2 separate regions of the Homo sapiens genome follow, and region 1 is linked to region 2. A link is a contact called in ENCODE Hi-C data. All regions are on one chromosome and are shown on one strand. The core of a region is the stretch at or near the end of the contact, and the rest is flanking DNA. Distances in the headings are between cores, read along the strand shown. Region 1 holds the start of NCEH1 (neutral cholesterol ester hydrolase 1). Region 2 overlaps FNDC3B (fibronectin type III domain containing 3B).

Region 1 (6,708 bases), core at 3,368-5,867, 620 kb before region 2:
TAGCAGGCCCTCATTGTGTGATCCCTAACTCTTCAGGTTATACTCTCATTACACTCCACCTCCCTGCATCTGATGCTCCAGAAATATTGAACTATGTGTAGTTCTCTGCTCCCATCACACTTCAGAACTCCCATATAATCTCTTCTTTCTGCTTGGGATGGTCTCACTTATTGTCTGCCTGTACACACACTCCTTTTCAGCCTGCAGAACTTGCTCAGTCATCGCCATTTTTGAGTATTTCTTATTCCTCATTTTTCTGGAACAGAATTTTGACTTCTTCTGTGTTACATTTCTGAGCTGTGTACATATTTGAAACTATCTACTTATCTGACTTTCTCTCTAACTAGAACACTTTTTCACAAGGAAAGGAACTATATTTTCATCACGACAGCATCTACCACAGTGCCTTACAGATAGCAAAACTCAATAAATGTTGAACTAAAGTTCTGCTTGTCGTGGATGAAGAAAACCACTTCACATGGTGTAATAGATGGAATTTTGGGAAAATTATTTCAAGTGATAAAAATAAAGATTTTGTTAAGCAATGATATTGCTATGTCATATATTTAGATGTTAATAAAAATTAATCTAAGACAATTCCATAAAAACGGAAAAGTCAATTTCTGCACTCAAACTACACCTTATTGCCTTAGAAACAGAGTATTTTGACTCTTGTTATCATCGTTCATAATTTATGAGTATGTCTTATCTCCCCTATCTCTAAAATATACCCAAAATCTGTCCCCTTGATTCCATTGCTAAACTAAACTGCAGCTCCGGGCCACCATCATATCTCATCTGGACTACTGCAAAAGCCACCTGACAGGTCTTCTCCACATGGCAGCTGTAGTGCTCCTTTTTAAATATATGAATAGATCAGATCATGTCACTTTCCTGTTACAAAACCTCCAATTGCTTCCCATTGTACCAGAATATTCAAACTCCTTAACATGGCCTACATGGTCCTAAATGATCTGCTCTTCTGCACCCACACTACCTCTGTGGCTGAGCCTGTTCCACCACCTTTCCCACAGTACTTCTGCCTCACTAGCTGTTAGTGTTCATTGACCGGGTTAGCATCTTAGAGCCTCTGCACCTGTTCCCTCCACCTCCACAACCCTGCATGGCAGTCTTCTCCTGTCATGCAGATGTCAGCTCAAATGGCATCTCCTTAAAGAGGTCCCCTTTCCCACCCAATTTAAAGCAGCTCCCAGACACCCTGTTCTGTTTTCTCTCTCTCTCTTTTTTTTTTTCTGAGACGGAGTTTTACTCTTGTTGCCCAGGCTAGAGTGCAATGGTGGAATCTCGGCTCACTGCAACCTCCACCTCCCGGGTTCAAGCAATTCTCCTGCCTCAGCCTCCCGAGTAGCTGGGATTACAGGCACGTGCCACCACACCCAGCTAATTTTTGTATTTTTCATAGAGACGGGGTTTCCCCATGTTGGCCAGGCTGGTCTCCAACTCCCAACCTCAGGTGATCCACCCACCTTGGCCTCCCAAAGTGCTGGGATTACAGGCGTGAGCCACCACGCCCGGCCATTTTCATTTTTAACCACTTAGCAGTAGAGCTGAGTGGTAAAGCACATGAGCACTAGGCTCAGACTCTGGGCTCACATACCAGCTGGATGGCTTGGGCAAAGCACTTCATCTTTCAGTGCCTGTTTTTAGAGTAACAATGGTACCTATTTCGTAGAATCGTTATGAAGCTAAATTAGTTAATATATTCAAAGTGCTTACCACAGAATTACCTCATAGCAAGGCAAATTAATGCATGTTGCTTATTAATTTTTGTTTGTTTATTGTTTGGCTCTTCCTTCTGTATCATGCTTACATCCTCCCCTGAACCCCTCCCCACCACCCTCCAAGCATATAAAATCAAAGAGTCGAAACCTTACAGCCTGCCTGCCACAACTTCTTTATTTCCCAGTGTAGGCCAGGTATGTTTGTTGAATGAATGAAGTATTGAAAACAAGTGATGAAGGTGTTTATACTTATCTCAAATTAGTCTCATTTTAAAAAACTCTCAGATCTACAGAGGCTCTCAGATTTCTGATCTGAGAATTACTACAGTTTCTTTGTTCTTTCTTAGTTTCTATCTCTTAGTGTACTGCTTAAGGGAAGCCACACTTCACTGAGAGGCAGAAATAAATATTGCTACTATCACTTACAAACTAGAGGAATATGAGTAAGCCATTTGGCTGCGCTAATCCTCAAGAGGCTCATCTATAACACCGAGTGTGTTAACTGCTGGTGGAAGAGGGAAGGCTGAGTTAGGTGTGGGGATTTTTGGATTTGTTTGCTTGTTTGTTTTTGGTTCGGTTTGGTTTTGTCATTAGCTCTAAGATCTATGTTTTTATGAACATATAGTCAAAATCTAAGAGAAAAGTATTGTCGACAAGGTAAAACTTGGATTTATTTTGCAGATTTCCTGAAAGCAAGTAATGTAACTAAATCCAGTAGTCAGCTTGGTTTATATCTCCAGGATTATTCCTAATCACCCATAAAGATTAGCTTCTGGCTGGGCGTGGTAGTTCACACCTGTAATCCCAGCACTTTTGGAGGCTGAGGCAGGTGGATCACCTGAAGTCAGGAGTTCAAGACCAGCCTGGCCAACACGGTGAAACCCTGTCTCTACTAAAAATACAAAATTAGCTGGGCTTAGTGGCAGGCATCTGAAATCCCAGCTACTCGGGAGGCTGAGGCAGAATGGCTTGAACCCGGGAGGCAGAGGTTGCAGTGAGCCAAGATTGCACCATTGCACTCCAGCCTGGGTGACAAGAGCGATGCTCTATCTCAAAAAAAAAAAGAATAGCTTCTAATTTTCTACACATATACTCACACACAAACATAAACATAAACATTCCTATCTGTTTAGAGTTATGAGTTTAACCAGTAACTTAAAAGACAGAGAGAGAGAGAGAGAGAGAGAGAGAGAGAGAGAGAGAGAGAGAGAGAGGCCAGGTGCCGTGGATCATGCCTGTAATCCCAGCACTTTGGGAGACTGAGGTGGGCAGATCACAAGGTCAGGAGTTTGAGACCAGCCTGGCCAGCATGGTGAAACCCCATCTCTACTAAAAATACAAAAATCAGCCAGGTGTGGTGGTGGGCACCTGTAATCCCACCTACTGAGGAGGCTGAGGCAAGAGAATTGCTTGAACCCAGGAGGTGGAGGTTGCAGTGAGCTGAGATCGTGCCATTGCACTCTAGCCTGGGCGAAAAGAGCAAGACTCCGTCTCAAAAAAAACAAAAAACAAACACCAAAAACAAACAAAACAAAAAAAAAAGAGAGAGAGAACTTGCTTGAAATACCATGAAAGTGTGCCCTTCTTATCAGTTTTCCTTCAATGTTGAAGAAGAAGCCAACTGTTTCCTAAAAATCTCATTATCAGAACCAAATTTATGGTTATTTCACTTCTATTAATTTGATTAAATTAAAATTACCATCTTAAGATGCATAATTATATATACTAGGTGTTTTAAGACCTTCATCAATAAGTTTGGAGTTGTCATCCTACCACTTTCTTGAAACAGGTCTTCTAACTGTTTTCCTTCTGGATTTCTGGTTGAAATTTTGCTAGTGAAGTTTTCTCTCTCCCATTCAGTACTCACCCACCCCTCCTCACCCCCAATCATTAACAAGAAATCTGGGTTTAAGTGTATTTCTGCTACCATTGACTCACTGAAAGAATTTTTCAGGTGATATCCACACGTTTCTCCAATAAAAAGTTATTATTTTTTCCCTTTGTAGTAATTTGTGGAGAGATCTTCTGATGAAGGACCAAAATTCTGTGTCAAATTTTTACCCTCTAGTTTTAGCATTCATTTATGATTTTCTATGGATACTAGCTGGCATTCTATTTTAAGAAAAGCCTTTCTTCTTTCCTCATTTATTTATATTAATATAGATTGTTGAGTTTTATTTTAATCAATGGGTTATCCATTATGATGATTTATATTGATGGTAAAATTATCCCAGCTTCAGCCACTGGGAGACCCTTCAAGCTGGCAGCTGTGGACCTTTGACCAGTTCCTATCATTTTTTGAGCACTTCCGCATCTCTGGCACAACAGGTTCATCTTGTACTTTACAGCCCCAGCCCTGGTATCAGCCTTTTCTCCAGAGGTTGTGTCAAAAAGCCGTGGTTCCTCTTATTGGAGCATAGGATTTAGAAACCAAGACTTGGGTGCTAGATGTACTACTGGCCTTTCATTGCTTGAGCCAGAAGAATTTAATATCTTCTTTTGCCATATATCAGCTAGAACTTACAAACCACTCCAAGTCTGGCTCCAGAAAACAGAATTTTTATATCCTTTCTCAGTACTCTGAGTCAGAATGACCCACTTGCTTTGTCCAGAGACTCGTCACACTGAAACTATTTTCCGTTTGAGACCTTCCAGGAGGAAAGCCATCCTCACACGCATGCAGTACAAACCAGTGTCCTCCAGAGTCCGCTGTGCCTACGGCCAGAGCAGCGACAGAGCCTTCCTCAAACCTGTAGTGACTGCCACACTTTGCAAGGACACCGTAGAGGGGGCATGTCCGCGCTCCAACTTCCTCCCGACGCAGCCTCTGATTGGCTCCTGGGCTTATAAGAAACGCGTGAATGAGCAGCTGCCGCGGGCAGAAAGTTGCCGGAGGTCTCCGGGTGGTATCGCCCTTTCCTCTTTGCCAGCCCGCTGGCGAGCCGAGCCAGGGCAAGATGAGGTCGTCCTGTGTCCTGCTCACCGCCCTGGTGGCGCTGGCCGCCTATTACGTCTACATCCCGCTGCCTGGCTCCGTGTCCGACCCCTGGAAGCTGATGCTGCTGGACGCCACTTTCCGGGGTGCACAGCAAGTGGTGAGGTGCAGCCCAGCGCTGCTTCTCTCTTCCTCCTCTTACGCAATATTTGAAGGGGATACAAAATTCCTCCGCCGGGTTCCACGAAAACGCAGGTTTTTCCTAATGCATTGAGGCTGTCGCTTTTTGAGGTGGTCCAGTCGGGAATTTTCAGGGTATCGCATTCGCCTCCTTGCTAGCAGCGGGCTAGATCTGCATTTCCCCGTCTGCGTTTGTGACGGGGAAGAAGTGCTTGAATAGAATTTGACAACTGTTTAAACCTTCGTCTGTCCTAAATATCTTCCTCTTCCTTGGTTTGCAACGTCAAAAGGCAAATCCTTAAGCAGTTTATAAACCACCCTTCTTCACACTGTCGTTCTCCCATAGGGACCGGCAGAGGATAAATATTTTTAGGAGAGCTCGGGAAAAGCAGGCTCTGGTTCCTGGGAATGCAGCCACCTTAGAAGCAGAAGCAGGCAAGGGCAGTCTCGCAATGTCCCCAGGCTGTGGAGCGCTCCGTTCCCGGAGACAGCAGGCAGGGCTCTCCATCCAAGCACTTGAGGAACCATAGGGATCTCTCGTTTCACCCGAGGCAGATCTCAGCTCAGCCCAAGAAAGAGGACTGGGAGGCTGGGCTGGCTGAAAGGAGGTGAGGAGGCGGCAGCCCTGGTTTGCATGATGCATGTTTTCTGCTTGCCCTGCAGCATTTATTTTATGTCCTTGGCTGTCAGATAACCTTTTCCTGAGCGAGGTTACCTGCCTTAACCTGGGAGGGTAACATTTCTCTCCACTGTATCATGGGCGTGTGTTCATTCCTTCCATACACAGGAAAATATAACTGTCTCTGGTTTATTCCATGGTAAGAGGCATTATTTTTAGTGTCAGAGAATCTAAAATCTAAACTACAGTCTGCAGCCAAGGCTGAGCCCTCTGATTGGACAGTATTTCTGAGCAGCCTGCTCTATCTAAACTCTAACCTTCTCCAAAACCAAGCCTCCTCCCTCCCCACAACCTTGGGCTTTAATCTCAGAATATTTTTATAAACTCTTTCTTTCAGAAATGACAACTAGAGAAAGAGAAAAAAAATCATTTCAACCTGAGAAAGCTGATTTTAAAAAAGTCATGATTTTCCCAGAGGGTTTATGTTCCTGTTCCCTGTCCACTCATTATGTGTAGGATTACATAATCTGTGGGGCTTTATCCTATGAAAAGTCCCCTTACTAGGATATTGCAGCACATTCCTAGCGTGGATTTGCTTTTCCTGAATTCAGCCACATTCTCACCTCCAAAGCCCCTTTTGTCTCTTAGGAAAGGTCTATGAAGCTATAGACCCCTGCCCCCCTTCTTTTCCTCTTGCTTCCTATAATGTTGACATGGTGAAAATGATCATCCCCTTCTTTAGCACTGGTGTCAAGAAAGTCAGTCTTGTTGTAGGAAGCCTTGCATTCCCTCTCCTCCCCCATGAAATTATGTAATTTGAAAGTAATACCCTTCAAAGATTGAGGAACAGTGATGTTTACCTGGGTGGGTTAATGGTCTACTACAATAACTTAAACAGAGGAAAACAGGAAAAAGATCAAACTGCTGTGTTGGCTGCAGAGATTATTCTTAGTTTTCAGGTCACCAAAGAAGTCTTCTCCATCATAAGTTAATCTCGGACAAGCTAGGTTTGGAGAAAAGCTTTTCTTTCCCAGCTAGGCTTGCCAGCCCATTAAGGACAAGGCTGTGTAAGGTCCTCCACAGAGTATACCCTCAGGTGGTGCTTGGGAATGATAGTGGGTGTAACCTGAAGTCAGCAATAGATGAGGTAACCAGTGTTCTCACCTGACACTGTGGCTCAGGAGTGGATTTGCAGAAAAATGGCTCTTATCACTTCTCCTCTAAATTGTGAA
Region 2 (6,924 bases), core at 3,602-6,101:
TACCTATTTAGTTTCTCCTCTGTGCAAGACACTCTTCTGTGCTGAAGTTACACAAATTCTAAATTTAAGGAATTCATTAACGGGTTTTAAAATTTTTCCAGAAAAATCTTTTTAAATTTCAGCTTTGGTATAAAAGGCATGTTCTCCAATTCAATTTTAGTACTTCTCCTTATATGAACACAAAAGACACACACAAAATATTTTTCAGTTAATGTCACCAATAAACTCAAAGAAGCAGAATGAAAAACACAAGTAACATTTTAGGATTATTAATGGTTTTGATGTCATGAACCCCCAAGAGGGTCTTAGGAGTACCCAAGGGTCTCCCAGACGACACTTTGAGAGTTGTTGCTCCACACAAGCAAGTTATACGTAAAAACATAAAAAAAACAGATTGCTGTCCCTCCTTTATACTTTCTATTATACAACTAGAGTTCACCTGACAGGGTCTAAAGGAAGAACAAATTAATCCAAATTAAGAGGTATTCTAATTCTACCACAGATGTCTCTCTCCAGGACTTTATGCCACACTCATTAGAGAACATTTGTGAGGCAAATTCATTTGGTAAATCATGAGAGCAGAAAAGCAGGCTGGAGGGCTAAGAAAACTGATGTTGGGGGCCAGGTACTTCCTGCTGGGGCTGTCAGCAGAGTACAGGAGAGGTGGAGACTTGACACCCATAAATCCAGGCCTGTTAGATGGGGATCCCCGTGCAATCTCTCCTGTAATCAGACTCATGCCCCAGATTCAAAGCAAATGATCAAACACTAAGGAAGTAACGACAAATAATATTGTGTTGCCATTCTTAAGGAAGAATCATATCTGCTCTGATCTCTAGACCTTCATTTACTGCTCAATGAGCCCATTTTAAGTCCCGCCATGATTTGATCTAGTATTTTCTAGGGTCATTCATTTATTTATGTCTTTCATCAAAGAACCCAAAAGAAGTCTTCCAAAGCATAAAGAGAACTTTTAAAATGAGAACCTCAAGTTTCAAATATAGACAAAGGAATTAGTAGGACATTGAAATTCAGTTCCTAGAGCAACAAATTAGCAAAATCAAAATATGCCACAGCTAATTGATTTGCATTCAACAAACAGATGAGAGACTTCCCTTTCATTTTTAAAAATAGATTTAACAAGCATATTAATTTTCCACTGGCCGCTATAAATAAATGGAACTCCAAAATATCTTTCTTTGCGAAGGCGTTTGCTCTAGCCAGTCACTGTTAGCCTGACCCTGAGTGGAATGTGTATTTACATTGCCGAGAGGCAGCATTGTGTGCTGGTGGGAAACCACTTCTCACAAACCTCCCATTCAACCGAGGACTCCACAATAGGTACTCACACAGGAAGCACGCCTTGCAAAGAGCACCTCTGCCATTCCAGAAAGAATTTTCCAAGGCAGCAAGGATGGTGGACCACTATAAATGCCATGTTCACAGGCCCTAACTGCCTACACTTCAGGGTCAACAAAGCCAGTGTTGTTCACAACCATTCCCCCGAGTTCTTCCCAAGGTGAAGGGGAAACTCAACAATTCCATTTCATTTTTCTAGATAATCTCTCAGGGTATTGCTTTGTTTTTCTTTAAAAAAAAAATACTAAGCCATAATTGTTTTTCTCAAATATTCTGGAAAGTACTCCCAAGAATCTACTGCTTTTTCAAAGCCAACTGAAAGGTGTTAACATTGAATGTGCAATTTTTAAAAAATCAAAACTTCAAATATTACTTCATAACTCCACTGATTCCTTAAATACCGATTCCTTAAATACCTTAAATACCGACCACTGTGTTTAACTGCAAAGCCAAAAAATTATTTTAACTCCTCAACTAGAAAAGCATGTACTGTCAGTAGTATCATGTTAACAATGACTTCTGTACAGGTACATGCAGGAAATCAAGACAATGGTGACTGCTTACACATGCCATCAAATCAACTGGTGAATGAAAAATGAAATTAATAAATAGATTTTGGCAATTCAATACTAAACTACTAGCCTCAGGGTTTGGCTTTTTCCTCCATACTTGAGCATGTAAGGAAGTACAACCTGGTTCTTTAAAAAAATGTGTTGATTAAATTCTCAATACCCCAACTTCCCAACCTGTACAAGAAAAGAGGCAGCTGCTTCCAACAGTGTTATCTTACGGCCATTAAATAAGTTAATAATATTGGGCAAAGGGCAACTCTTCTGGCTTATTTTTCTCATTTCTTAAAAAAAAAAAAAAATTTCTTGCAGCTCCAGCTCAAAGGATTATTTCTCAAATTAAAGGACTGAATTCCATGACCAATGCCCCTGCCAGTTCTACTAATCTATCAATTTGGGTATAATAATAAAGAATATCACAAGTAATACATACATCTCAAGGATTTACTGGAAGTCTACTTAAGGCAGCTGCTGTAAAATAAAAGATATGTGTATCCATGCCCATCATAAATAATACCATTTACTAGTGTCAGGAAGTTGCTTTTACAACATAGAAAAAGTAAACCAGACTATGAGGAAGTGTTCACAATAGAATGCTTAGTGCAATTTACACAGTCAGATTATATATGTATACACAATTTTTTAAAAGACTGAAATGAAATAGAACCAAAATGTTAATGCTTAACTTATGGATAATAGAATAACGAATAAGTTGTATTTTTCTTTTGAACTTGCTATATTTTTTAAAATATTCTACAATGAGCATCTATAATTTGTATAATGATATAAGTTAACTTTTTTAAGAAAACATAATTCAATTTACTTTGCACCATGTGATTGTTTAAATTTTTGTGAGGAAATACTTTCAAACCACCACATACAAAGAGACCTAAAGAATACAGGTTTTATCCAAGTCTCACAGAACTAATCGTCACCATTCTACTCTGGCTGTGGGACACAACAATGGAAGAACATCTGTGGTTAAGTAATAGATTTGGTAACATTTACAAAACCAGCCCTAAGGTCATGTTTGCTGAGTAATCCTTAGATTAGGCATGCTCACTAGGACCAACCCAAACAGCTAAAAAAGAGGGGTGGGGGAAGCAGGTTCCACAGCCTTACTTTTTTTAGATAACAAGTGCTCCATAAAATCCTCTTCCAACTGCCAAAATAAATCAAACTTTCTGGGTGGAGAACTCGCTGTCAATCAAATGGGAATCAGCAAAGATAAACCTAATAATAGAATCTGTTACATACTTACTTAGCTGTACTAACTATGCTAGTCTCTAACTAGCACAAAAGACTTCAAAAGCTCTTGCTTGAAAAGTACAGGGTGGGGTCAGAGATTTCCTTAGGAGCTGGCAAGCCTCATTCTTTAACAGTGGAAAAGTAACTACCCACTCTTATCTTTATGGGTTCTTTCCAGCCCACCCGCCCTCATCCCATACCTTTTAAAAATATTTGGCCCGTATTTTTATTCCCACATTCCTATGCGTTATAGCGTATAATACATGTTCACTCTAGAAATCTGAAAATACAGAAAAGCAAGAAGAAAGTTTAATTGTTCATAATCTCACCACTCAAAAATAGCCACTGTTAAAATGATGATGTATTTCCTCTCAATCTTGCTTTTCTATTTGAAATTTACAGTAAGGGGCTACAGATTATAATCAATCTGCCTATTTTTTTATTTTTGATACATAACAGTGATACTCATTACTTTAAAAAATAAGCAAGCTGGTTCCTAAATCACATTTTACTTCAGAGAAGATGGTGAAATTCTCCTCTAGGGTCCTGGACTCTGGCAGAAAGATGGCAATAAACCAGAAAAACAGATGATACAACAGGTATGTCCACTGTGCACTCAGAGGCACAATTTCTTTTTATATGATATTAGGCTACAATGACAAAATGCTTTTAGATTGTGTGCACATATTTTAAATAGAATTATTTAAATCCATTATGAAGACTGGATTCCATGAATTAATAAAAATGCAATTCCTTGTTTCTACGTTTATAGGTATGCAAGTTTCTGAAAGTTAAAGGGTGCATTTTCTATCTTCTGAGAGCTACAGGATGTTTTATGTTAACTGTCTGTAGCACCTATTTCACAACTATAAACCTATCCCAACCAATAATCAGAATGAATGTATGTACCAGGAACCAGGTTCAATGGCACTTTGCCCCAGAATACTTAATTAACCCTGAGCATCTAGGTTGTATTGTTACCAGTAAAATTCACAGAGAACCAAACTGGCAATATGTACGATGTGGCTTAAGATATTTTAGAACAATGTATGAAAACATACATCACAGTATGAAACAGTGAAAACTTGGAAGGTATTTTATCCATACAATGCAAAACTCTACAGCCAATTTTAAATGCTGTAGAAATCAATCTGCTAACATAGGAAGGTGTTCACAACACATTGTTTGTAGGGGGAAATAACAGGTTAACAAGGAAGTGCACGCTGTGATACTCTGTGCAAAACTAGGCTTTTTGTTTGTTTGTTTGTTTGTTTGTTTTTTTAACAAAGAAAAGAGTCTAGAAGAACATACACCAAAGTGTTCATAGTGATTTTGATAAAGTAGGTAGAAAGAAGAATCTTTTGATGTATCAATGCTCCAAGACTTTTTTAATGATGCTTGTGTTAGGAGAGGGGAAAAATAGTACACAGAACAAAGAGCATCTTAAGGGCAATCTGATCACATCTGTGCCAAATAATCTAACGGAAAAATGTGAAACAGATCATGGATATCTGGTCAAGGGTAATCCTATTAAACAAAACCCCTCTCTATGAGTACCCGATATGGGTCACTGGCTGCGACAATCTCTCTTCTAAAGCTGTGCTATAGCTCTCAGAAAAAGGTGTGAGCTGTTCTAGGCCCTTCACTTTGGGCCCAGTGGCGCCAATGGGCAGTGGTGGTGGGGACTGTGAATCTCCTAGAAGCTATTTTCAGTTTCAGAATATACCACAGAATCCCAAGTCTGAAAAAGAACTTTGAGAAGTTCAGCTCTGACTCAGGCTTGTACTGTATCTAAACATCCCTAGTAGATCAGAGGCTTCAAAATATCAAAACTTGGTATTTTTTTATTACACTATATCCTTCAGCTAATTATCCCAGGATTTCCTCTCTCAAACAGTTGGTAAAAATACATTTACTTTGAACAACAGGATGATAGGAATAGATAAGGTCAGAATTAGACAGAACTGTGTCTGAGTCAATGAAAAACAAAAATTGCCGAGTATTTTAAAATCACCATTACTGAAGAGAGTATTCCTTTGATGAAGTCTGTTACCTCTGACTCTTCCTTTCCATTACCACCACCAGCAGCAACACCCTAGTTCAGGAACTAGTCAAGTCACTACTAGATTCTGAAAAAGTACAGGACCCATTTACTCTGCCTACTGTCCCTGTCATGTCCCTTCTGTCCACTCTACCCTGCACATGCAGACCATGTAATTTAGTTCTGGAACCTCACTTCCACTAAGCCACTACACACCCGCTCACAGACCAGTGATTCTTCAAGCAGAAGCACCCATAAGAGATGGGGAACAGAGGACTTAGCACTGTGAGGGGAGTCATTCTACAACACTAACCATTCAGGTTAGAGTTTCTCCAGATATGTGCAGGAACTATCAGCAACAGAATTAAGCGGGGTGCTTGTTTAAAAACGCAGATTCCTCACAGATATTCACAGCAGCATTACTTAAATAACTCAAAAAGGAGAAACCATCCAACAGAAGAATGGACACACAAAAATGTATCCATTTTATGGACGCATAGCTTAAATGTATCCATTTTATGGATACATTCCTTAAAAAGGAATAAAATACTGATACATGCTACAGCATAGATGAGCCCTGAAAATATTATGCAAAGTAGAAAAGGCCAGTTAGAGAAGGCCACATAATGTACGATTCCCTTTATATGAAATGTCCAGAATAGGCAAATGTAGACAGAAAGTAGACTGGTGGTTGCTTGGGGCTGGGGTTGACGGTGGGAAGCAACTGCCAACGGCTATGAGGTTTCTTTTAGAAGGGACAAAAATGTTCTAGAATTTGCTAGTGGTGGTGGTTACACAATGCCGATGTTCTAGAATTTGCTAGTGGTGGTGGTTACACAATGCCGATGTTCTAGAATTTGCTAGTGGTGGTGGTTACACAATGCCGATGTTCTAGAATTTGCTAGTGGTGGTGGTTACACAATGCCGATGTTCTAGAATTTGCTAGTGGTGGTGGTTACACAATGCCGATGTTCTAGAATTTGCTAGTGGTGGTGGTTACACAATGCCGATGTTCTAGAATTTGCTAGTGGTGGTGGTTGCATAACGACATGAATATGCTAAAAATATTAAATTTTACACCTTAAATGCATGAGCTGTATGACATGTGAAATATATCTCAATACAGCTGTTTAAAAATCCAGAGTCCTCAGTTCTCACTTAGATCTACTAAACCAGAATCTCTGAAGGGAGGCCTAGATATCCTCCCTTTGAACAGAAAGAGCAGGCAGTGTGTATTCTCACGAAATTCTCCAGAAGATTCCTTAGTACACTAAAGTTAGCACTGCCTTTGATCTTTTTCTGAACCTTAAAGGCTATACCAGTGTATTTCCTTCCAGGTGCAGTGACTCACACCAGTAATCCCAGCACTTTGGGAGGTTGAAGAGGGAGGACAGCCTGAGGCCAGGAGTTCGAGACCACCCTGGGCGACACAGTAAGAGACCCACTCTCTAAAATATTTAAAAATTAGATGGGGCCGGGCGCGGTGACTCACGCCTGTAATCCCAGCATTTTGGGAGGCCAAGGCGGGCGGATCACGAGGTCAGGAGATCGAGACCATCCTGGCTAACACGATGAAACCCCTTCTCTACTAAAAATACAAAAAATTAGCCGGGTGCGGTGGCGGGCGCCTGTAGTCCCAGCTACTCGGGAGGCTGAGGCAGGAGAATGGCGTGAACCCGGGAGGCGGAGCTTGCAGTGAGCCAAGAT

Evidence for each region. Hi-C counts contacts between places; a loop is a spot of excess contacts on that map. Pooled maps may share reads with other maps.
Region 1: a pooled map shows a loop between it and region 2 (2.7-fold over the local background). The contact joins the promoter of NCEH1 here to the enhancer-like site in region 2. A Hi-C loop is called at or near these places in 1 of 168 maps with a recorded cell type or tissue (naive thymus-derived CD4-positive, alpha-beta T cell) and 6 of 50 pooled maps.

What each region holds. Positions count from the first base shown.
Region 1 is chr3:172,708,976-172,715,683 of GRCh38, reverse strand. It overlaps NCEH1 (neutral cholesterol ester hydrolase 1), which reads left to right and starts at 4,617. Exons shown (of 5, transcript NM_020792.6): 1 at 4,617-4,837. The coding sequence starts at 4,700. RefSeq lists enhancers at 4,167-4,306, 4,351-4,645, 4,567-4,836, 3,966-5,165.
Region 2 is chr3:172,093,323-172,100,246 of GRCh38, reverse strand. The region is part of intron 1 of FNDC3B (fibronectin type III domain containing 3B); the gene reads right to left. Among named protein-coding and RNA genes, the nearest start is that of FNDC3B, 57 kb to the right of the region's middle. Within about 2 kb of position 4,851, at least 2 of the 41 ENCODE cell types and tissues checked have a DNase peak (open chromatin) inside an H3K27ac peak, as active enhancers do.